2 separate regions of the Homo sapiens genome follow, and region 1 is linked to region 2. A link is a loop called in an ENCODE intact Hi-C map of the cell type or tissue named here. Cell type or tissue: dorsolateral prefrontal cortex. All regions are shown on one strand. Each heading gives the region's core, and the rest is flanking DNA. Links, peaks and the distances in the headings are about the cores only. Region 1 has its middle 100 kb from the start of LINC01894. Region 2 holds the start of LOC105372031 (a long non-coding RNA gene).

Region 1 (11,884 bases), core at 3,681-8,680, 350 kb before region 2:
AAGGACACATTCTGTCCATTCTTATGAAGGGCTTTCAGGGAGAGGCAGCTGGGTGCCAATGCTGGGTACAAGGGAAGATCTCATGTCCAGGGATGGCGGAGACCTGCTCATTAGCAGGGAGGAGAACAAGAATTGGAAACCTGGTGATTCTTAAGGGATGAAGTTTCTGGGGTCCAGTGTTCTCTTCTCTGAATTTAAAAAATCACTGCAGAGTCGTGTGTAAAGAAAGATTCATGTGTTAATTTCGAGTCTTGGTTCAGTGGAAGGTACGGTATAGTGTCTGGGAAAGTCAGTGTTTGAGGAAGAGAGGCTGAGCACAAAATGAAGAAAGCAAGACTATCTGCTTGACTTTGCCTTCCACATAACAGAAAGAAAGTCAATGTTGAGTTAAAAAATCAGAAAGGGCTTTGTTTGGAAAGTAATCACATCTCTTCTGCTAAAGAGAAAACTCTTTTTTTTGGCCCTTACTTTTAGTAACTTTATGTATAACAGGTGAAGAACATGGATGAACCATGATATGTTACTTATTCACAGAGGCTGGCCTTATGCCAAGATCACTTAGGAATAAGTCAATGGAATCCTAGAGCCTGTGACAGGAGCTGTGCTAATGGGATGAGCCCTCTTAACAGAAGTCATCATACCCCCCTATTGCCAAATCATTCAGCTCCCCCATTAGCAAAAGCTGGGCTTTTATGAACTGATGTCCTTTCTAGATGGACACATTTGATGGAAGGTGTGTGTCTTGGATGAGGTCTTCCTGCTCACCCCATCAATCAGCATCTCCCACACATATATGCAGCTGCTGAGGAAGGGGTTGGATTATCCAATAATATAGCCAGTCCTAGTTCTACCTTACATGTTGCTATTTTGATTTAATTTTTCCAAGAAGTTTGAGCCAAAGTCATCTTTTGAAAACCAGATTCTCTGCTAGGCATTTTTCTTTCCCTTCCTCTCCTCCTCCTCCATCTTTGTAGTACTAGCCTGCAAAATGACTTCCAATGAATGATTTCTCATGCCTTTGTGTCATCTCCTTCTACACTGCATCAGGCTTGGTCTGTATTACCAGTGAAATATGGTGGAAACAATGGTGTAAATTTCTAAAGCTAGATCATAAAGGACATCATAGCTTCCACTTTTCTTCCTCTCGGTTCACTCATTCTGCGGGAAGTCAGCTGCCATGACATAAAGACACCCCAGCAGCATATGGAGAGGTCCATGTGAGAGGAACTGATGCCTCCTGCCAACAGCTATCACCGACTTTTCAGCCATGTGAATGAGCCATCTTGAAAGTGGTCCTTCAGCCCCAGTCAAGCCTTCAGATGACCATAGTTCCATCTGACATCTTGACTGCAACTTCATGAGAGACTCTGAGCTAAAACCATCCAGTTGAGCTGTTCCCAAGTCCCTGACCCCCTGAAACTGTGAGAGATTATAAAGATGTTTTTCTTGTTTTAGAGATCCAGGACTAGGGTGAAGTAAGCCAGGTACCTAGGGTACAAATTTAAGGAATCAATCATTCTCAAGGTGATGGACATGCAGGGTCACTAGCCTCACCTGTGTTTTAAGTCATTAAGTAATTTGTACTAAGCTATAGATAAGTGATACAGTCGGTCTTCTTCTCCTCTTCCTCCTCCTTCTTCTTCTTTCTTTGCCCCTTTGTTGTATTGCATTCATCTAGGCTCATTCTGACCTCCTAGAGTTTTGTCAATTATTTCTCTTCAGGCTTCCTGCTACCAGAAGCTGTGCTGTAACTAACCTCCTAGAGATACCTCATTTGATTTAGGGTCCAATAGTGTAGTCTTTTATGTTAACCAATTAATTTAGAAAACAAAAGAGCCACAACCATCATGCAGTCTCTACGTTTCTAGTATTGATACATACTAATGGCATCTTTATCAGGTGTTATCATATCAAGAAGATATTAATGCCTCTCTCCTACCACAAGTCGTGATAGTAGAGAACATTTTTCATGATGTGAAACAATGGGTTTGTGGTTTAGAACACAGCCTGGAGTCACTGGGGGGATGAAGTAATAGCTAAAGTTAATGTAGGTCAATAAGAACCAGAGGCTTTTCAGTAAAGACAGGGTGGCCAAAGACAAAGACTTTCATGAGAGGATCAAGGACAAACATCTAATTCAAAACCATAGAGCAGCTAATGTCAAATGCTTGCTCAAACTTTAGTTGAGCAGAGATTGATAGATGCTACTGCAAGACTAACATTTTCTGATCACTTCCAGAATGTGTCTACATACTCAACGATAATAAAATACACATTTTCAGCCCACTTTTTTTTTTCTGATTCCAAAAGATTCATGTGACTATAGAGCTGTAAATGAAAGCGGGCCATTTATTTTATTCTTTTGCCTTTTGGCAAGTTTGAAGTTCTTTCTACGCTTTTGTTAAAGATCATACTTCCAGCAAATCCAATGCAGTTCGGGAGCCCTTCTAGGTTCACCTACTCTACCAAGGTGGTAAGGAATCATCAACATCTTATTCAGTTGAATGATTACTCACACAATGTACCCTGGAAAAGTGTTTTTAACAAAGATATGCTCAGATGTGCTGAGAGTTGATGAAAATAAAATGAAGGGGACCAGCGTGCTCTTATTCCGCTTGAAAGATTTAGTACCACTGGTGTATTATTAAATCTGAAGACAAAGCAAACTCCTAGCAAACACTGAAAGGAACCAGTATTTAAGTATAATAATAAGTAATAATAATAGTAACAAGAAGAAGGAGAACAAGGTGAGTAAAGAACAATAGCACCAGCCACATCTATTGAGCATCAACCATCCAGGCACTGTCTTGTGTGCTTTGTATGGCTTTACCTATATAATGGTCACAACAACCCAGTGAAAGACCCCACTGCTACGTACCCTGAGAGAGGACACTGAGACACACACAGAAATAAGGTAATCAGAGATCAGACCTGCCAATAAGAGGTAGATTCAGGAAGGACTGTGATGTTTGAGGCTACCAATGAGACAGTTATTTTCTTTAGATGTTTTGTTATTTTCTCTTGATTCTATTGTTGAAGTTCTTGAATATAATCCCTTCTAAAGTGATGCCTTACTCAGCACTACTCAATGGCTGGCAGCAGCCATAACCATAAAGGCCAGAGTTGGGGAATTACAGAAGAACCCTTGATCAGGATGGGCAGAAGAAAGACAGCCCACCACAGAGATTCATTGGCAATAGCCTCAAGCAACATGCAACAGATAGCTTAGAGAACTTGATAATTAGCAGCGACAAAAAGATTGATTTGTCATCAGAGACTGATTTGTGAGGAAAGGACACAGTCAATGTTCTTTTTGACACCCATAGCTAAAGCCACCAGTCAAAGAGAGTCTTTGCATATGACAAAGAACATGGGGAAAAGGTCATCCTTTTAGTTTCTTCATGTATTTTAATAACAAATTCAGCATCAGCACCCCCACCACTAGAGTGTAAGCTCTTTGAAAGGCTGAACCATTTGATCTTCAGCACCAAACATAATATCTAGCACCCAATAGCCATTTAAATATATTGGCTTGATATTTGAGTGGGAAAAATAATAATATACTCACAGCCAATGAACCACAACTAACCCAAGATGGCCTATGGCCTCTAGGCTTTGGCACCAGAAAGGCCTCGGTTGAAATCTAGACTCTGCCACTTCCTGGATGTGCAACTGGAGAAATGACTGAACCATTCTAGACCTCAATTTTCTTACTTATTAAAAAAGGGGGTAATTGCAGTATATATTTCATGGACATATTTTGAAGGTGCAATTATGAAGAAATGATTGAGAACATGGACTTTGGAACAGACTGCATGGAATTGAATTCTTGCTCTGTCTCTTAATCAGACATATATAGGCCCAGGCAAATTATTTAACATTGCCATGGCTCAGTTTCCTTCTCTGTAAAACAGTGAAAATTATAATACCTACCTCATGGTTGTTGTGTTTGTTTTGGAGAAGCAATACCTCATGGGGTTTACGAGGAGTAAGCTAATGAATACAAAATGCATAGAAATATGTCTGGCACATAGTAAGTTCTATGTAAGTGTTCACTATGATAGTTAAGTCACAGGATGCTTTTAAAGCTCATGGCACAGTGCCCTGCACGCTGTAAATGCTCAATAAATTGTTGTAACTGCATATTTTACTCATAATAATTAACATTAGCTGAAAGGAGGGGGTTGTCTAATGTGAAACGAGAATGAATTGCAAATTGCTATACTGTTGCAACTTTAATAAAACTATTATCTATTTCCTGGGAGTGACACTGTAAATTAAACTATTCGCTCATCAAGTGGCTGTTTCCTGGGATTTTTCAAGTTTCTTTTAACATCCACCATTTCTTCTGGCTAATGTCACATGTTGACTTGTTAGAGATGATCATTTTAGTGATGATCAGTGTTGAACCTTAGACGCAGCACAAATACCCTCTATATTTTATGGGTCATATCTCTGAGACTTTAGCAATACTTATCTGGGGGACTCTTCCTTAAAGGCATACATTCTTATTTTATTGTGCCCATTTTTCTCAAAAGCAATTTTAGACTGCAAAGCCAATGCATGCAGAGGTATTGCAGAATTAGAGTGGTATGGCACATTTGGACCCTGCAGAGAAGCCTGTAGGACCAGAACTTTGTCTCTTCTTTTATAGGAAGAAGCAGTTTACCAGGTTCTTATTCTTATTCTCAATGGACCAGCTGGGCCAGGGCCGGTTTTCAATGCAGACTCTCTCTTTTGCTCTTGCTGTGTATCGGAAGGATTCCCCCCTGGTTGCTTGTCAGGTGCAGGCTCTTGGCAACCTGGAGCCAAGCTCAGTGGAAGCGCATGTTTCCAGCCACGGCATCGCCATTGACAGGAAGGGCTGGCATGTATCACTTTTCAGCATCCAACCAGGTGATTGCTTCCCCAAAGGTGGGAACAGGTGCTTCTCCAATCTCTCAACTGTGCCTCGTTTCCTCCAGTCAGGCTGTTTGGTGGGCTGCCCTTTAGTAAAATCCACTTAGATGGCACCTGGCCGGCATTTTATTTCACCTATGTGAGCTGGTCTTTGCATTGTAGAATATGTCACCAATCACGCCACTTTCTTGGAATAAACAAACAAACGTTTCACTTAAACTAGCCCATGTTATAGAAAGTCCATCATCATTAGAGGATTTTTTGTAAAAAAAAAAAAAAAAAAAAAGAATCGTGCTCAAAAATGCAATTTCTTTGGGGAGGGGAAGTATTTTAAAAGTCATTGCCAGCCATGGAGAACTTAATGTGAATTAACTATCAGGGTTAAGAGTGTGGGCTCTGGAGCCAGACCATCAAGATGTGGCCCTTCCTACCTATGTATTTGTTGAAGAAATGCCCAAGGGGACACCTGCTTCAGGAAGAACAGTGGGCTCTTGTTCAGCTTCCATTATTCTGCAGATACTCAGAAGCCAAATTTCCCCAGGATCATAAAACAGCACTGCCTTCATCCTGACTGCAGTCTGTACTGGCTTCTTGAATGAGGGGTCATCGAACAAGAGGGACGCACATGGGCCTTGCTCAAGGGGTAGTCAGAAGGGTTTACTTGATAAGCTCACCCTCTAGAAATCCAAACAGGGAGAGGCTAAGATCCTTAGCCTATAAGAGTTTTAGGAGAGAGAATGTGAGCGTTAACATTCTCTCCTTAAACAGGAGACTTTTATAATGGCCCCACAGGGTGACTGTTTGATTTGCCTGTTTGTTTCTGCTGGGTGGTTTGGAGAAGAGCTTTTCAAATGTAGGGGCCTTGTGCTGGTTTTTAGGGTTTGTAAGGCAGAGGGCTCCTGGGAAGACTGTGTTCCACTCTGCCATCCAGCTCTCGTGGAGGATAGCCCCAGGGACAGAGCACGGAGGCAACAGTCAAGCAAAGAGGAAGGTTGGTGTAGAGACAGGAGAAGGCTTAAGTTCCACAGCAAGAAAGGTGAGTTCAAGCTGGACCCCATAGCATAGGTTGGCACCCTGATTGTCACTTGCTTCTTCCTTTAGCTCCATGTTAGCGTTCAATTTGCCTAAGGATCAATCATTCTTAGCTGCCCAAGAGAGGAACTCATTGTTTCTTCAAGGAAATTCAGTAGACATAAAGAATATATATCTCTATGCACATACACATATGCACACATATATACACACATACATATATATATATATGAATACACATATTTATTTATAAAAAATACGTGTCATTGACAGAAGCCCTTTTATTTCCCAGGAAAATTGTATTTTAAAAGATTATTAGGTAATAAGAAGCCAGACTCATGGGTCTGGCTCTAGCTTGAGACATTTCAGGCATTAAAGCCTTAAGGAGGAACTATTTTATTTGCAGAGAAATTGCAAAAGAAGAGGGAAAAATATGAGTCTGTTTGGATGAATCCATTCTCTAGGAAGATAAAACGCAGACCAATACAAAGCTGTTGTGTTGAGCTGATCCCCTCTGCCAATTGATGTACATTGTTGTGGCCTTCCTAAGACCCTTCAAACAGCACCACAGAGGCTGCTGTCTCTTTTATCTGAAAGGCCAGCCTTGTGTGCAGCCGGCTGACCATGAAAAACTAAACATCCTTGACAGACAGTAAATTCCATTAAGGCAGGAACTATACCCATCCTTGAGCATAAATTCCAAATGTTTAGTTCAGAGCTCTGTGCCTCATGGTCACTTAATAAATATTTGCTGAGTTGTTGACATACTACTAGGAAGAGATGTGTCCATGAAAATAAGCATGCACAGCATTTATCTATGTAACCTTGGGCCCATTCATGAGCTTTTTGGATTACTGTTTCCTCATCTGTAAATAATATGGTGCTTAACATTTATTAGGTTCCAAACCTGTGCGAGGCATTGAGCTAAGCATTTTATAGTCATGATCTCATTGAATCCTTAAAACATACCTATAGAGTATAAACTATTATTATTTTACAGATGAGAAGACTCCAGCATAAAGAAACTCCAGGTCATTGAGTGGGTAATTAGTAGAGTGATGAGATGAAGGCAGGAGTCTGGCTCATGAGTTCATGATTTACCTGATACACTGCAACAGGGATAGCAAGGCCTCCTGTAACTAATTTTTTTATGTACCCAGTCAACATATTTCTGGGAAGTGCCTTCTTGGCTCCAGGGTTCCCCAGAGGCGTGAGGTGAATTCAGCAAGAGAAGGAGGGCAAAGGTTCTTGGGTTAGGAATGCTCTTGGCTGCAAGTAACAGAACATCTAACTGACTATGCCTAGCGGGCAGTAGGCTTTCCAGAAATGGTGGTCCTGCTGCTGCATCTTTGGGCATTAACCACCCTGAGAATCTTTGGCTGTCTGAACTGCACTTTCTTAGGCCTTTTCAGGGGCGGCAGCAATAGTGGTGAAAAGCAAGAAGTATGAGTCTCCTAGCTTTGGCGTGTGCTTTGAATCCTTGCTGAATCCACCAAGGCTGACCAGGTAAAGTCTTTTCTTCCCTCCCACCCTCATGAGAAATGCCTCCCTGTGGGTGGAAAACACAGACATCCTCTGAATGGTGAAGTCAGAGGAGCCCTGGCTCTTCTAATAATAACTTTTCATTTCCTGAAATGCCTGCAGCCCATTTCTGTGAAACCAGGCCAGGAGTAACTAACTAGAAGAGCAATGATTTGAGATTTTTTAAATTACTATTGGTGAAACCTCCTGATGGTTCCCTTCATTATTTAAAATTAATTTTTTTCAGGTTACCATGCAAAATAGGGACTGTGGTGATTGAATATTTGGCTGCTTGTAAGGACCTATGTTTTTCACTATTGCCTCTATTGTGTTCTATTGGGCTATATTCTGAAAGGAGGTTAAAATATCTCTGCTAGCCACCCCTTATACCCCATTTTTATGGCCAGTGATAATGTTCTCATTGAAGCCTCCATCACCCCATGGGCATCACAATAGCCTCCCACCTTATCTCTCCCCCTTTAATCTATTCTGCTCCCTACCACCGAATTAGTCTTTCTAAAATGCTGCTTTCCTTATGTCATTGCTTTGCTTATAAAACTTTGTGGCTCCTCTCTTCTTGATGAATAAACCCTAGACTGTTCAGCCAGGCATTCTGATCCTCCACTCTCAGTCCCTTCTTTCCCCCTCATTCCCCAGTGAGAGCTCATTCCTCCCACTAAGCAGATCCTCTGCCCTGAATACACCGTGCGTAGTTCTATTTTTGCTCCTCTGCACATCTCTTCACTTGGAGTTCTTTTCCCTTCCTCTCCCGCTCTCCTATTCAACCTATGGTTGAAAACTCTCTTCAACAGTGTAGAACTGTAGACTACTCTGGCCAGTCTTGATCTTCTTCAGCAATCTCTCTTTCTTACTCACAGATATTCTATAGTCCTTCTTGTCCTGGGACATTTTCATGGCCAGTGATGATTTAACATATGCTGAATGAACTTATTACTTGTATCTCCTGGACTACACTATATAATTTTCCCTGTTTCTTGGCCCCAGATTAATTGATGATGCTTGTCATAGTATTGTGAGTAACTACAGAGATAGTTTTTGAGTTAGACACACGATGGCAGACATTATTAATTGCCTATTCAGTCCCCTTCCTTACTGATGGAGTCTGACTTTATTCAGTGTAGCAGCATGCCCCACCTGGGTGGTTTAATCTCAAGCAAAAGCTAATTGCAATACTCATAAGTATTTCCTAGCTTCTTTTGCAGCTAGGAGTGGCCACACAACGTTGTAATGGTAAGTATGCTAAAGGTCTCTGGGAAGGGCTTTGTTTCCTGATAAAGGGCACAGTGTTTGAGGAGAATGTTATTGATGCTGAATATTTCACTCTACCTGCTTTGGTTGTGATTTGGATGTTTGGGGCCTATGCTAATCATTTTGCAACTATGAGGCAATGAGGCTGAGAATGAAAATTCAACACACTGCTCATGGTAAACAGAGAAACAGGAAAAACCTAGGTGCTCAGAGTCTTTGTTGAACCACTATGTCAACATGCAACCACCTCTCAATTTCCTGCATGTGAGATAATTAAGTGTCTTTAATACTTAAGCCATTGTTAGATAGATATTCTATTACTTGCAGCTGAAAGCATTCCTAACTTGTACTACCAACTTAATATTTCTAGAGCCTTGAAGAATGCATGAACATTATAAATCTAATCAAATGCTTTGAACCCACACAGGAGAAGATACTGTGATATTTTATAAAAAGTAATCTTCAAGAAATTAACATCATATGCATATACATCTAGGTATACTCTATTGGCAATGTAAATAAGCCTTTTCAATGACAATCTTAAAAATATTAAATCATAACCATAAGAATCTATTAGGTAATAGGTTAGCTGAGCAAGGGGAAACAAACAGTGTAGTAGAATGAATGCATTTAAAAAAAATTTTGAACTCACTTTTTTAAACACCAAATTCTTAGCTCTAAAAAAACTCACTAATACTTACACATTAATTTATTTTACTATTTGTTAGGGAAACCAGCATTCCCTTGGTCTCATGTTTTTTCAGAGGGCTTCTGCCAAAATAACACTTCTGGCCTTTCTTTATGCCCTTAATCATTTACTTTCATGGAAAGAGTGAGTTACCTGATAGATATGTTTGGAAAAAAAATTCTGGGCATACTCCATCCACCATATCTCTTGGCCTCTCTGTTTCTGGTGGGGCAATTTGATGACTGGATATGAACATCTCTGCCAATCCACACAGTAAAAAGTTTCATGAGTCTTGATCTGCTTCTCCATAGGTGAGGCCAGCAGTTTGAATGGACAAGTTCAAATCCAAGGGGATGTATTAGGAAACCCAGTTGTGGCCATTAGTCAAGCATTACTCGCTGATTTAGCTTTATTAGTAATTAAGTTGATATTTTGATCTCCATCAATTTCTATCCTGTGTCGACTTTGCAACTGTTTCCAAACATAGGAAGGGAAAAGAAATTTATTATTAATTGGTGACCTGGAATGCCAACCTAGAGCCACAAGTGTTGTATTCTTCTAGGATGTTTCTTACTTATCAGAGAAGTCTATCTTCTCATTTTGGAATAATAATATTACTTTATCTGATTAGTCATTTGTGTATTCATTTATTCAATGATTATTTATTGAGTATTTATATACTACAAACATGCTGAATATATAGTGGTCAGCACAAACAGACAAGTATAAGAATACTACTATACTATTATATATATACTACTATATATACATACACACGTATACACATATGTACTTATATACATACGTATATACATATATATACACAATTAGACTGTACTGAGTGCCACTAAAGAGTGACACAGAGGACACATTTCATGAAAACAGATAATAAAGAGATTTTATTTAATTAGGAAAATCAACAAAGGCTTCTCTGAGGAAGTAATAATCAATTAAGCAGGGATCTGAGGAATGACTTGCTATTAACTAGTTGAAGGGGGCAGGAAATACTATTCTAGCCCCATGTAAAAGCCCTGTGATGGAAAGGAGTATGGCAAGAACAATGGAATTAAAGGAGTCCACAGTGGATTGAGAAGGAGATAAAGCGATACTGGAGATGAGGTTGGAGAGATAGGTAGGGGTCAAATCGTGCAGAACCGTGAAGGCCACATTAAGTAAGAAGTTTGGATTTTTCTTAAGAGCAAGGTGAAAGCTGTCAGCTTGGCAGGAGGTCAGGCAGATGAGGTGGTTTGGACTAGGGTGGTAGTGATAAAGTCAGAGAAGGAGCCACCTTGGATAAATATTTAGAAGATAAATTTCTTCTCAATATTTAGAACAACTCAGTCATAGGCAGGATGGGATGCACAGGAAGTTTCAAGGGTGACATCTAGGTTTCTAGCTTGTACGTCTAGATAGATGGGGGCCGTTTACTGAGAGAAGAAATCTTTGGAGAATACCGTATTTGGGAGGAAAGATGATGAGTTTGGTTTTGGACCTGTTGAGTCTGATATCAGGCTTTTTAGACACAGAAGAAAAGATCCAGTAGGTAGTTCAATTTATGGGTCTTGAGAGGAAAAAGGTGATCTGGGCTGGATAAGTTATGTATACACGGTCAGTGAATAAGTTACGTATACATGGCGATTAAAACAGTACGTTTGGATGAGCTTATCTGGAAAAGTTTACATAAACTAGAGTCAAAGACCAAGACCTACAAAATTCCAACATTTAATGATGAGACAGTGAAGAATCTGCCTGAAAAGGAGAATAACAACTAGAAATGACAGAGATAAGAAGAAAATCAGGAGAATACCACATAAACCAGGGGGGAATGCTTAAGGAAGGGTGATGTGCTTAACTGTGGAACATCGCCAAGACAGGGAAGAAGTGAGCTGAAAAATGTTCATGGAATTCAGTCACTGAGACCTTAACAAGAGCCATTTTCCTAAAGACGTGGGACAGACCTCTGGCTGGAGACAGCTGGGTACTGAGTGGTACTCGAAGGACACAGTAAGCATAAGAAAATTCTTCTAGAAAGTTTTCTGTGAAGGGAAGGAAGACAGAGGCAGGGCTGAAGTTGGCAAGTATTTTTAAATGTGACTTAAGATGATTTAACAAGTTCAATGGGAAAGGTTTGCTTGAGAAAGAGAGTCTGCATATATGAAAGTAAAAGAATCATTGATAGTGTAAGGTTTCTATGAAGATGTGAGGGAATGAAGGGTAAAGTGCAGGACAAAGAATTGACTTTAGGTAAGAGGATGAACAGCTCCTCTATCATAAAAAGAGAGAAGCAAAGCTTACTTGTAGATTTGTAGATCAGAAGCCAGTGCATTCTTATTGGACGGCCTCTGCTCTCTGTGAAGTGGGTGAGGTCATATGCCGAAAGTGAAGGGTGAGCAGGGAGTGGGGATGAGAGAGCATAGAGATGACTTGTACAGCCATAGAAAGTAAGAGATTGAGTTGACCAAATCATGTGTATGG
Region 2 (11,884 bases), core at 4,454-9,453:
CAGAAAACACAATAATAATTATGTCTTGTGTAATGAAAGATAACCAGGATTTCTTCAATAACTGAAATTCGAATTCCATAGGCCAGAAAATGGATTATTAAATGTTAGAAGGGTACTGCTAGATATTACATGTAGCTAGGATCAGCTAGGATCAAGAAAAAATGAGAGTTTCACAAGGGCCAGATTTTAATAGTGTATTTTGTTTGGAAAGTTCAAGAGGTGGCCCACCATATCTTCCTTTTGCAAAAGCTTCAGCAGCCTGAACTTCCTTAGCTAAACAGGACCTGCACTTTGAGGTGAGCAGAGACAAAGCAACTTGTGAAAAACTGGAAACAGGAAAAGTGATAAATGATTATGGTAAATGCTGAAAGATTTATGAGTGACAAAAAGAAGACAAACAAGACTGAGAGCCAGATATAAACTTAGCAAGTTATCCATAAAGGAATGTTACCTTATATTAGGTGATTTTAAAAACTATGTTCTTAGCAAACGTGCACTGTTATTTCTGTTGCTTTCTTGATATCCAAGTGGAAAATAAGACCATCTCAAAGCAGGTTGTGAAACCTCTTTTTTGCTTTTCATAACCTATTATTCAAGATCAGAAGAAACTTTAAAAGCTTTCCACTCTCCAAAGGAGCACGATTTTTCAAAAAAACACACAAGTAAAGACCATGGAGTGGAGCTGGTGGGGATAGTGTTTCAGTTAGAATAAGAGGCTCAGTTAGAGCATTATTAGAATATTCTAATGGTATTCAATTAGAGTATGTTCAAATAAGTTTTTAAATTCTTCAAAGCTGAAGTTCACTAGCAAGCTAAATGATTAATATAAAAGTAGAAACTGGTGAGCATTATGTAAACGAATTCCATGTCTGCTTTCTTTAAGGTAACAAGATTTTACTAGATTGTCAGCCTCTTCCTTATCCACAGGAAACAGATGAGGATCATTCCTTTCCTGCATCTAGAAACTGATGACAACACCATCTCACTATCAATGCCAGATGGCAACCCTCTCACTCTGAGAAAACAACCAAACACCATTCCTGGATCCTTGCCCACTGCAACAAAGCTTCGCCATACAAGTTGAAAACCGCATGATTTTGCATCCTCATTTATAGGACTCTATAACCCAACATGTTTCCAGCATAAGAAAGGGTCTGATGGATGTGGATGTGATTTATACTTAAAGTGAATACACCAGGAACATATGCAGATAAACTCAACTCACCACTCAACATACAAAAAAAAAAATTTAACTAAAAGCAAAAAAACTCAATAATGATCTAGTTTTCCCCTTAAAAAAGTGTTGTCACCTAAAGCTAATATACCTGAAACAAATCAAGGTTTCAAATATTTACCCTAATTGAAAAAAAAGGCCATCTATTAAATGTACTCAACATTCTAGGTAAAATCTACCACATTTCACATTTATCTTTTAGGCTTAAATCCTGCTATTTCATTTAAAAAATATTTTCAAACACATCTTCTCATTTATACATTTGGGGAAAACAGTGAATCAGAATTTGTAATGCATCCAGCCTAGAAGGATGTAACTATTGAGCTTGAAAATTGAGCAAGTGAATTTATAATTAAATTGCAGATTGTGTCCAGGTATGATATATTTTTTACAAATACATAAAGAATTATAGAGCAATGGACCATTATAAAAATTATGCAATCCCTAACACCAGGCTTAATTCAGGTTCTTGTCTGTGGTCCATGCCTGACTATATCTATTATATAACTGTTCTCTTAAGCTTGTAAATTTCAGTGACACGTCAAGTGAGCTGAAGGTTAGGATCAAGGTTTTAACCAGGATTCAAGAGAGCAGAAACCTTTTCTTTCTTCTCTCCAGTCCCCATTACTTGTCTTTGTAAAGGAAATTACACAACACCCCCTCTAGAAGTCATAAGGCGTGGGGATTGAGCAGAAGTAAATAGTTTGAGCAAGGAATAATACTTATAGAAAAATAAATAAAGCATCCCTGAAAGGCTGATTTCTGTTTTAAAATATAAAATGTAAAAACTCTCATTTGCCAGTACTGTAAATGGATTGTGTTCTCCAAAGAACACACAGGGACTCACTACTCCAAGCGGGTTGGTCCACACTCTTCAGGTATCAGACTCCTCCAAGACTTTTGTGGTGATGGTCTCCCCGCCAACATACTCTGAGGTCTACCTAAGACTTTGAGAGTTATCCATCCCCATTAACTTAGGCTTTTTGGCAGCCACAGTGCAAACTAAGCTTAAATGGTGAATATAGGTTTAAACGATGTCAATTTCTTTTTACACGTGGAAGAAACTGTAGAAGATTCTTTCAACTCAGGTTCCTGAATCAACTTTAACTTTTTTTCCCTTTGGCACTAAGTGCTACTTACAGGGACTGTCTTTCTGGGTGATGGCAAGTTTTCTGCATTTCAATGTGAAGTACTTAACATGTCCATGTTAAATTTTAATTTTTGAAACCAGTCTCTTCACTTGAGCTGACTCTCCGAGAGCTGTAGCTCTTACTGCCGAAAAAGCTTTGCTAGAAACCAGCTCTGTGGCCTAAAAAGTCTATTTAAAGATGCAAATGTGTGTGCATGGTTAGTGCAGATGTTTTTCTACAGCAACTGTACTTGCTGAGTTTCACCATTTCCATAAAGCACATTAAAACAAGTGTGTGAACACTCCGAGATGAAAGTCTCCAACACTCCTGAGACTTTCAGTGGAAAGTAGAGCCGCCTGACTTTTCTCCAAGCAGACAGGAATGCCCATGATTCAGCAGCCTGAGTAAATAAAAGAGGTCCTTATTTCCTAATTTCGCTGGCTGGCCACACTGCAGCAGCCTCTGTGTTTCTGCCAAAGGGGATGCAGAACTGGAACTACACCCAGCCGCTGAAGGCCTGTCTTTGTTAGCCAGCCAGGCTTTCCGGACCATCTTCTGGCAGCAGAACGGCCATATCCTGCAAGGAAGACCTCCATCTCAGGCTAGGCGCTTCTCTAGTCTGCCTAAAAGGACGAAACAACAGATTTTGCTGGGTCTGTGTTGGAGGAGGACAGCTGGAAACTCAGTTAGCAGCAGAGTAACACCTGTTCAGGCATATTTATGGGGGAAAGTGCTCACTAACAGAAAAGTGAAGTCATACCAGAAGGAGTTATTCCACAGAAAAAAGGCAACAGAACACAGAGTACCTTTGTGACGTGAGCCATCAGCCCCTCGTGTGCCAACCTGGGGAGGAGGAAGCAGAGACTGGACGTGATTTGATCCTAGCTCCTGCTGATGGACAGACAAGCACGCAAATGAGGGTCTGAGAGTCTGTTTACAGCCTGCCATTGTGGAAGAGAAATGCTGAGGGTTCTGGCCACTCGCTGGTGTTCAAGACTAATCAAATTAGCCAGAAATTAGAAAATAAGATCAAAGAGAGAGGAAGAGAATATGTGCAGAAGGGCTAGACTAATGTTAATGCTTACTTTGTTTATGATTAAGCGGGTCTTAATTTGTGTAGGACATACACTTCCTGAGGACAGGGACCAAGCCTTTCAGAAGATTGATTCCAACACTAGGGGCAATCTGAAATTATTCAAGAGAAACTAATGTAAGAAAGTAGATGAAAATACTTTCTCTGAAGTTATGGAAACTTCTGATAATGTTCTTCATAGGGCCTGGTCTGCAAGAAACTGGCTTAACAATATCCTTTTGCTACCTGAGCTTGTTCACTGCAACAGCAGAGTACCCTCTTAACTGCCCATCGGGGACTCAGTATCATGTGTGCTAGTGCCACACAGCAAGATTTCCTTAACAGGGACAGGATTTACATCAATGGTTACTTTTCAAGTGAGGAGAAGAAGCACAAATACTGATGGGTCTGATACTTGTGTAGGAACCAAAAGTCAAGATCCTGGAGTTTTATTTCTAGCTTCATAACTGACTTAGAGAGTGACCTGGCTAAGTCATTTAATCTGCCCCTACCTAGGTATTTCACCTGCAATATGAAGATAAGAATTCTTGCTACTTACCCTCTGGGGTGTTACAAAGACTAGTGAATGTTTCTAGGGCACCTTATCATGGCTGGAAGAAAAGCTGCATATGTAAACAAAAAGATTTATATGTGTTGCATGTATTTCTGTTTCCATGTGTAAGCTTCTATGAATATAGCATAAACATATTTTAATATTTTCTTTCCTTTAATGCAATCTCAGGAATATTAATTTTAAGGACTGACCCAATGGCAATCTACAGTGCCTTAAGCTTTCACAGTTGTATACGCAGCTAGCAAGAAAATAAAAGATAAATAGCTGGTGATACCTAAATGTTAATAGACCATAAATCTGTGCTTACTATGTTCCAAACATTAAATTATCAAACATGGGATATAATCTTGGGTCTTTACAGGCAGGTAACCTTGGCACAAGTGTTTTTCTATGGAATTCTGAGGCCAAGAATGCGGTTTATACCTCTCTTCTCCTTAAAACACGAGCAATACAATCATTGCATTATTTAGCAACATGGTAAGTTGATTCAGTAAATTTTTTTTTGAGGCTCAAACAATAGGGTAAGACTTGAGACCAACAAAATTTCAGGTTTCCCCCCACTTGCCTTACATAATTGTTTACTTCTGCCAGCAGGCTATAGGAGCAGTTCTGAAATTTCTTACTAAATAGAATTCACAGTACTTTTTCAGTCATTAGCTACCTGAGACACTTTAACATAAGCTGAAACTCCTGGGGGAGATACACAGGTGTGCACAAACACTAAGAGAAGTCGGGCTCTACTTAAAGAGGACAATATTTTGAAATGCATGTTTAATAGACACAGGTAACAAGGGTACTTGACATGTTACTTCAATGCCAACACAGTAACAATTTTACACCATCATATTTAAAATCTTCTAACCAAATTACAAAATACATTTTTAAAGCAATGATTTAAATTGCTAAAAGATAAGGTCATGCTAAAAAAAAACTATTATACATTATTACACAATTGCTTCCCTTCATTCTCCATAGAAATGTCAACAGTTTTAGAAAAGCTGTAACTTTAATAGCTATCATGCTTCTTTTTAAAAAAAAAAAATCAACAGCTCCACATTAAATTCACTCCTTTGTCATATAACTTATTTAACTACTTGAAAACGAATACCCTTTACTGGGTGTTCAAATGAGAAATGTGAACTTTAAAATTATTTATAATTCACAGATGCTTTTAAATTCTGTAATATTTTGAACTGTTCTAGAAGGACCAATTAAATGAATTAACAGTTAGGTTATGAGGAAGAAGGGTGGTCACCCATTAATAACAGCAGCTGTGAAGAGCGGGAGTTGGTGGTGCACATTTTTTAACAGTCTTAAGATGAATTCCAGATATCAGAGCTCAAGCTCAGAGGTTTTTTTTTTTTTTTTTTTGCCTTCAATACTCCCTAGTAAAAAAGAGGCTCGCTTTCCCCCAACAACACTTTAACACTTCAGATGAGCCAACAAAGAGATAAGGAGTTGTTATCACATCTCCATGGCTCTCCTTAGGTAATCCTGGGCTTTTCATCCATTCTTTCACCAGACACATTTCGATTGCATGTGCAGGGAGAAGTATAAATGTTTTGCTTGCTGTTGCTTAAAGTTCATTTGAACAGACGGAGCTCAATGAATTCCATCTTCCGCAGCCAAATTAAATAGAAAACAGTGCATTCTTAAGCAGTTCACACTTAACTCCACCTCTCAAATCAGAGGAAAAAGCTGACGTGAAACCAGTTAAAGAACAGTCATCCTCTCTCGCACGGAAATCAAGACATTGTGTTTCTGAAGCCAGACAGAAGGAAAAGTGGTTTCCAATTATGTGGGGGGTGAGAATTGCTTTTCTTTTTCTATCTTTTGGCTCACTTAAAAATATATATAACTAATGATAAGCACCCACCTCTTGGCGTTCAATAATTGGCAACTGTGTATTACACATCTGTTTACAGTGCCGTGACTGAGGGTGTTCTAAACCGTTTAACATGTTGATCTTTTCTTGAATAATGACAGACGTCACCAGAGTGGATTTCCTGAGTCTGTATTCTTTTTATTCTCTACTATTTTGAGTTAGAAGGCATTTATTAGTTACTATGTGCTCTTGTGTTTATATATGACCTCATACCACAAAGAATTTAAAGCAGTTTTTCATTGCTTTAATCCATTGATTTAATCAACTTTTATTAAGCACCTACTATGTGTTCAGGTCTAATATTGGCTTGTGAACTTTAGAAACTACTTTTTTTTTGAAGTTTTGATTTCCTTGTCTATAATATCAGAAAAATTTCGGCCTGCCTCAACATATGAGGTATTATAAGACTCAAACATGACCTTATATGAAGGAGTTTTCTGTACTGCTAAAATCTAAAAATGTATTACATTATTACTACTGCTATGAAAGCCAAAGTTACCTATAAGTGATAAGTGGTAAATGATAACTCATAAATGTGAGAACAGCAGAAAGGAATCAAAATTAACGATAATTTAGTTGTTGCAGTTTTCATATTGAGATTCTAAAAATTTTTAATGACTTAAAGGGCATTTCTGTTTATAAATAAAAATAAACAAAAATAAAGAACTACTATTTAACAATATTATTTAAATAACAATTTGATAGACAATATTATCATTATAAAATTAATATGGATTAATTTATTAACAATATTATTATTCTTGTTAAATAACAGTCTTAATAAATAAAAATAAACAAACAAAAATATTCCAAAAAAACTCTTCTGAATGCTACTCACAGATATCTTGAAAATCAATGTGTAGCAGTTCATTGGTTAATAGCTACACACACTGGCCAGTTGTGATTAATTCATGAGTGTTGTAAAGTCCACACAACGAAAGGGCCTGCATTCAAAGTCCAGGAGCCACATTCCATAGTGCCAGCACCACTCTATAAGTGACTATTTGGCTTAGTTAGAAAGTCCTTGAGGCCAATTCTATTTCACTTCAAAATCCTTTGCACCAGTGTGAAATATACGTACTGAGCTTTGAAGGATGACCTACACTTTTTAAAAATACTCAGTAAATTTCTCAATGCTACCAAGTTAATCATTAGTGATTTTAAATTAACTTCTTCACTGGGGAAGCAGAAGGTAAAGGGGATTCTTCCACTGAGAAAACTAAGTTCGGAAATGGCTTCGTTAGGGAATGACGGATCTTAGAAACTTCATTTCACCACGTTAATGGTTTTGGAAGAACTGCCATAAACCACCAGAATTTTCAAAAAACGAAATCAAATTCTATTTCAAAGCAGCATCTGGTCTAACAGAATGTTTTGTCTTGTTAAACTAGACTTTACTGACTATTTTTCCAACATGTAGGCTTTGGTCCAAGGCCGGAAAACTTTCAGTCACCAGGAATTATAACAGTCCTGAAATGGTATTTATTGGAGCCGAATTTCACCTGTATTATAACCATGGCAGTAGTAACGCCAACATGAATTTTCGGCAGCCTGAAAAGGCCACACTGTATACTTCACTGCAGACAAGGCCACTAGAGAATACAAAAGTGCTGAAAGGCTAAAATTTAATTAATGAACAATTAGCACCCCCTGTGGGTTCATTGTGCAGTAAAGTGATAAATATGGTTTGCTAATGTAGAAAAAGCTGTTACAAAGATTAGGGGGGAACTATTACTACAATTATCCATATGCCTTTGTATTACAACTGACCTCAGTACCAGTTCTTGATTTGGACATACATGTGTCTAACAAATGATAGGAATTGTTAAGGTCTGTGGCAAATAATCATTTTGAATTTTGTTAAAGCACAGACTGACTCACACAGGTTGTCAGGCTGTTTTCATAGGGTGAAAAAGCCACTGAGATCGCTAGTGAGTACACCCAGCCAACCACCCAGCAGCTGCAACTCAAAGTAGTATCTGTTGTCTGCTCCTCAGTTTTATGCATTTAATGAGGAAATTATATGCTACAGTGGTATTAAGGAATTCAGAGATGAGGGGCTGGGCGCGGTGGCTCACGCCTGTAATCCCAGCACTTTGGGAGGCTGAGGCGGGCAGACTGCCTGAGCCCAGGAGTTCGAGATCAGCCTGGATAACATGGTGAAACCCCGTCTCTACTAAAATACAAAAAATTAGCCGGGCGTGGTGGCATGCGTCTGTAGTACCAGCTACTCAAGAGGCTGAGGCAGGAGAATTGCCTGAACCCGGGAGGCAGAGGTTGCAGTGAGCCGAGATCACGCCACTGCAGTCCAGCCTGGGTGACACAGTGAGACTCCATCTCAAAAAAAAAAAAAAAATTAAAAAGGCATTTCAGGGATGTTGGACTATCTTGAGACTTCATGCATAAGAAAGACTCTACAGTAGGGCCAATCACTAATATGCCTTATACAATAGAATTTTTATAGTGTTTCAACAGAATTATTACCTTTCACATTAACACTTACATGGTAAAACTGAAATGGAAAAATGAGATTGGATTCCAAGTAACCCAAATGATATAAGACAATCCTTTATCTCAAATGAGATAATGTTTATAAAAGTACTATATAAACTGGAAAGCCAAAGCTATTTTCTTAAAATCATCTTTAGTTAGGGTATGACAAAGTATCTCTACACAGGTCTTATGATATTAAGTACATGTATTTATAGAGTTTTTAAATTTATAATTTTGCTAATTCAGCAAAATATAAAAGAGGCATTCTGAAAATAAGGCGAATTATCAATTTGAGGACTTTCCAGTTACCCTCTTTGCCCTTTATGTTTTATTTTTCACTTTTGGTTTGATTTTTCTCTTCCCTAGAATCTCTACCTTAGAATGAATATGATGATAACATCCAAGCCAGTTCATTTCATTATTTTTTTCTTGGTAACAGCCCTGGTAATTTATTTATGGGAACCAGTACAGTTAAAATTGTGGCACACGGTATGTGTACGCTTGCATGCTTTTATCCACAGTTGACTAAATGTTCAGAATAGACTAAGTGATTTATGCCAAAGTAGTTTTTCAAATATTTTAGGTAACTCTCATTACAAAAGTGCTAATCGTAGTAATTTGACACTTAATAGGACTAAATATCTGTACAATCATGTCTTAATGAAATATGTCTCTAAGGGAAGACTTTATGACGCTACTTTCTACTGATTAATATCTATAATCATATTTTTATTAAATTATATATATGTGTCTATATATAAATAACACATATTATCTGAGATGATACATCTTGGCAAATATTCCAACACCTGTGACAAAATCAGGCCTCAAAAACCCCATGATACCTCCACATACTAGCATCTTACTTTGCCTCCATCCAAGATACTTTAAAAATAACAAAATAATGTATAAGAAAAGAATCCAAGGTAGTGTGGCCACAGTAATGAGACACATTGCTAATATTCAAAGATATAAAACCTACCAGCACAGTTTTAGAATCTTCACTGACTCAATACTGTCTGTACCAAAGGGCTGTTCTCTGAAATCTTTACAAAGCTTCCTCCCACATCTGAGCTCTGCTCTTTTCTCTTAAGATGGCCTGTTGTTTGGCATGGATTGTGCATACCTCTGGGTCTGACTTTAGGGCTCAAAGGAAAGAAAATGAGTGAATGTGATTGAAGCCTACACAGAGAAAAGAAAGTCAAGGCTGTCATTCCTAACTTTTCATGTATATATATGAAACATAAGATTTAAGACCTGTGAGAAATGTGGGCCTTTAGGGGAAAAAAAGTGCTAATTTTACAGATGAACAAATAGGTCAACGAGGATGAGTAACATGTTATAATCTTGTACTAACAATAGTAGTTGACAGTGGCACTGAAACCCACATCCAAATCTCCAGTGCCGAGGCAAGCACCTTGGCTCTACGTATTAGAAAACCCTCAAAGTCCATCCTTCCCAAACTCTCCTCCACTAAAACAACAACAACAATAACTCAAATGCTGAGTTTTTATGGGTAAATGAATAAACCTAAAGTGGTGTTTAATAGTGTTTCTCTTTTAAAAAAAATTCATTGTTTTTCATATTACTAAACCAATTCATGCTAACTGATGTATGTATTCACACATATACAGAAGAAGACAAAAATTGCCTAACAACTCTACAAACCTATAACTCTCTGTTAACAAGTCATGACAGCCAATTTCTTAATTTGATTTCACTGCTGGCTATTGACCAGAAAAATCCTATATATACACATCTCCTTAACAGTGGGTCTGTTTGCCTCTCTCCTGTTCTTCCATCCTCTGCTTTGAGCAGGGTGGTATGGTCGGATCAGGTATTGACAAAGCAAAGCAGAAAAAAAGACACAGTCAAACTGGCACTGTGGCCAGCTTTACTTTCCTCTCACACCCTTGCCTGTAGGGACATATTCCCTGCCACTGATTCAAATGAAGGATCCTTCTCACCTATCCCTTAAGCTACCCTTCTTCAATTATCATTCCAGCTATCCTGGCTGTACACAACAAAACCAAAGGCTGACCCTCTACCACAGCCAGATGACACAGGGCAGCATTTCTTAGTCTAATCCACCAATCACTAGCAGACCAACTGCTTGAACTGCCTGTTTAAAATGCAGACACCTGGACTCCACCCCACGCCTCCTGACTGAACTTCTGAGGATGGGGCCCAGAAATCTCCCTTTTTTAGCAAGTTTCCTGAGTCTTCACCTGCATTCCCAAGCTTGAGAATCACCTTAGAATCTTTTCTTTCCCCTGAATCACCTAAGTCCTTGCTTGAAGTTTGCTGCACTCAGCTGTGCCTTTCCCGTGTTTGCTCCTCTGTAATGGAACATCATTGATGGAGGGCTTTCTCGCCCTTATTCAAAGACCAAATTGAATCCCAGTTCTTCCAAGAAGCAGCTTTTACAGAAAGAAAATTAGATCACTATATTCTTTGCCCTCCTATCCTTTAACAGCCCCCCTCCCACTTTGAGTAGGACTCCATATTTCAAATCTTTTCAGTGAAATACTCAATTAGCTCCTGCAAGTAACTTCCTCTCTGTAAGAGCGTTGGCAGCAGCTTGTACATTTCCAGAAAAAGAGTGACCATTTTAAAGAGTTATACAGTTCCAAGTACATAAAGCCTGGTATTACATGCTTAGGAAACATAGTTCTGAGTAGACAGCCGTGTTTCAAGTGTGTACATGAAAAAGTCTGTCTGCTAAACTTTTGTTGATGATTACTTTCAAGCTGCGTTAGCTAGATGGGAAATATTAATACACTATCAAAGGTAGCTCATCCTGCCAACCATTTCAACATAGAAAGAAGGTTGTCACAAAACTACAAAGCAAATGAATATCTGGAGTAAGAAGTGAGAAAAGAGGAAGGGAGCTTCCTATATTCAGCAATACTTTCTTTTTCCACTCAGGGAGGCGATGCTAGAATTGCTGATTAAATGCCTCAAGTTTGGACCTCTCTAGAAATTCTTTGTTCTTTGAACAGGCTACAGTCTCTTGCAACTTCCGGGGTTCAGAATGTAAGTGTGGTATGCCATACAGTAAATGAAGCCTTCTGTTGTCAGAGCTGGAAATAGGAGGGGGGAGGAGAAGGAGGGCTTGATCTCAAGTGATTTTTATTGGCTTCATTTACATCCTGTTTAAGGTCTTCCAAGTAGCTCAAGGTGTCTTATCTCTGGCTACCAGGGGGTATTTTGCAGTCAAAGCAGTTAACATATTTTCTCTCTCCCTCTCCTCCTGTCCCTTTCCCTCAAGCTCTCTTTTTTTTCAAGCCATCTTATCTTATCACACACATCTCTTCAGGCTGAGGAGAACCCATACTTATCAGAAGCAGTGCACTCTATTGTCGTTCAGGGCTGTTAAAGACAAATGATAGTGTAAGTCAAAAGAAAATCAGTTAACCTCTTCTGCACTCCGTTTTGAAATACTCTGGACTGCCTCACCTTTATTAGTCCTAAGTGGCATCAGAAGTGCCCCTCA

The links. A loop is a pair of places that touch in the nucleus more often than their neighbours do. Peaks named below come from ENCODE experiments on the same cell type or tissue, not always from the same donor. Only the 100,000 strongest peaks of a DNase experiment are listed, where the experiment ranks them.
Region 1: it touches region 2 in a loop (2.9-fold over the local background); 14 of 110 quality-filtered maps call a loop at or near these places.

What each region holds. Positions count from the first base shown.
Region 1 is chr18:24,878,821-24,890,704 of GRCh38, forward strand. No RefSeq gene overlaps it. Among named protein-coding and RNA genes, the nearest start is that of LINC01894, 100 kb to the right of the region's middle. In dorsolateral prefrontal cortex, for the core only: no CTCF peak of the experiment used is centred there; no DNase peak of the experiment used is centred there.
Region 2 is chr18:25,228,301-25,240,184 of GRCh38, forward strand. The region is part of intron 3 of ZNF521 (zinc finger protein 521); the gene reads right to left. LOC105372031 (a long non-coding RNA gene) reads left to right here and starts at 5,730. Exons shown (of 4, transcript XR_001753378.3): 1 at 5,730-5,815. RefSeq lists enhancers at 70-1,720, 2,642-2,761. In dorsolateral prefrontal cortex, for the core only: CTCF peaks have their summits at 7,537 and 7,743; no DNase peak of the experiment used is centred there; H3K4me3 peaks cover 543 bases; H3K27ac peaks cover 692 bases.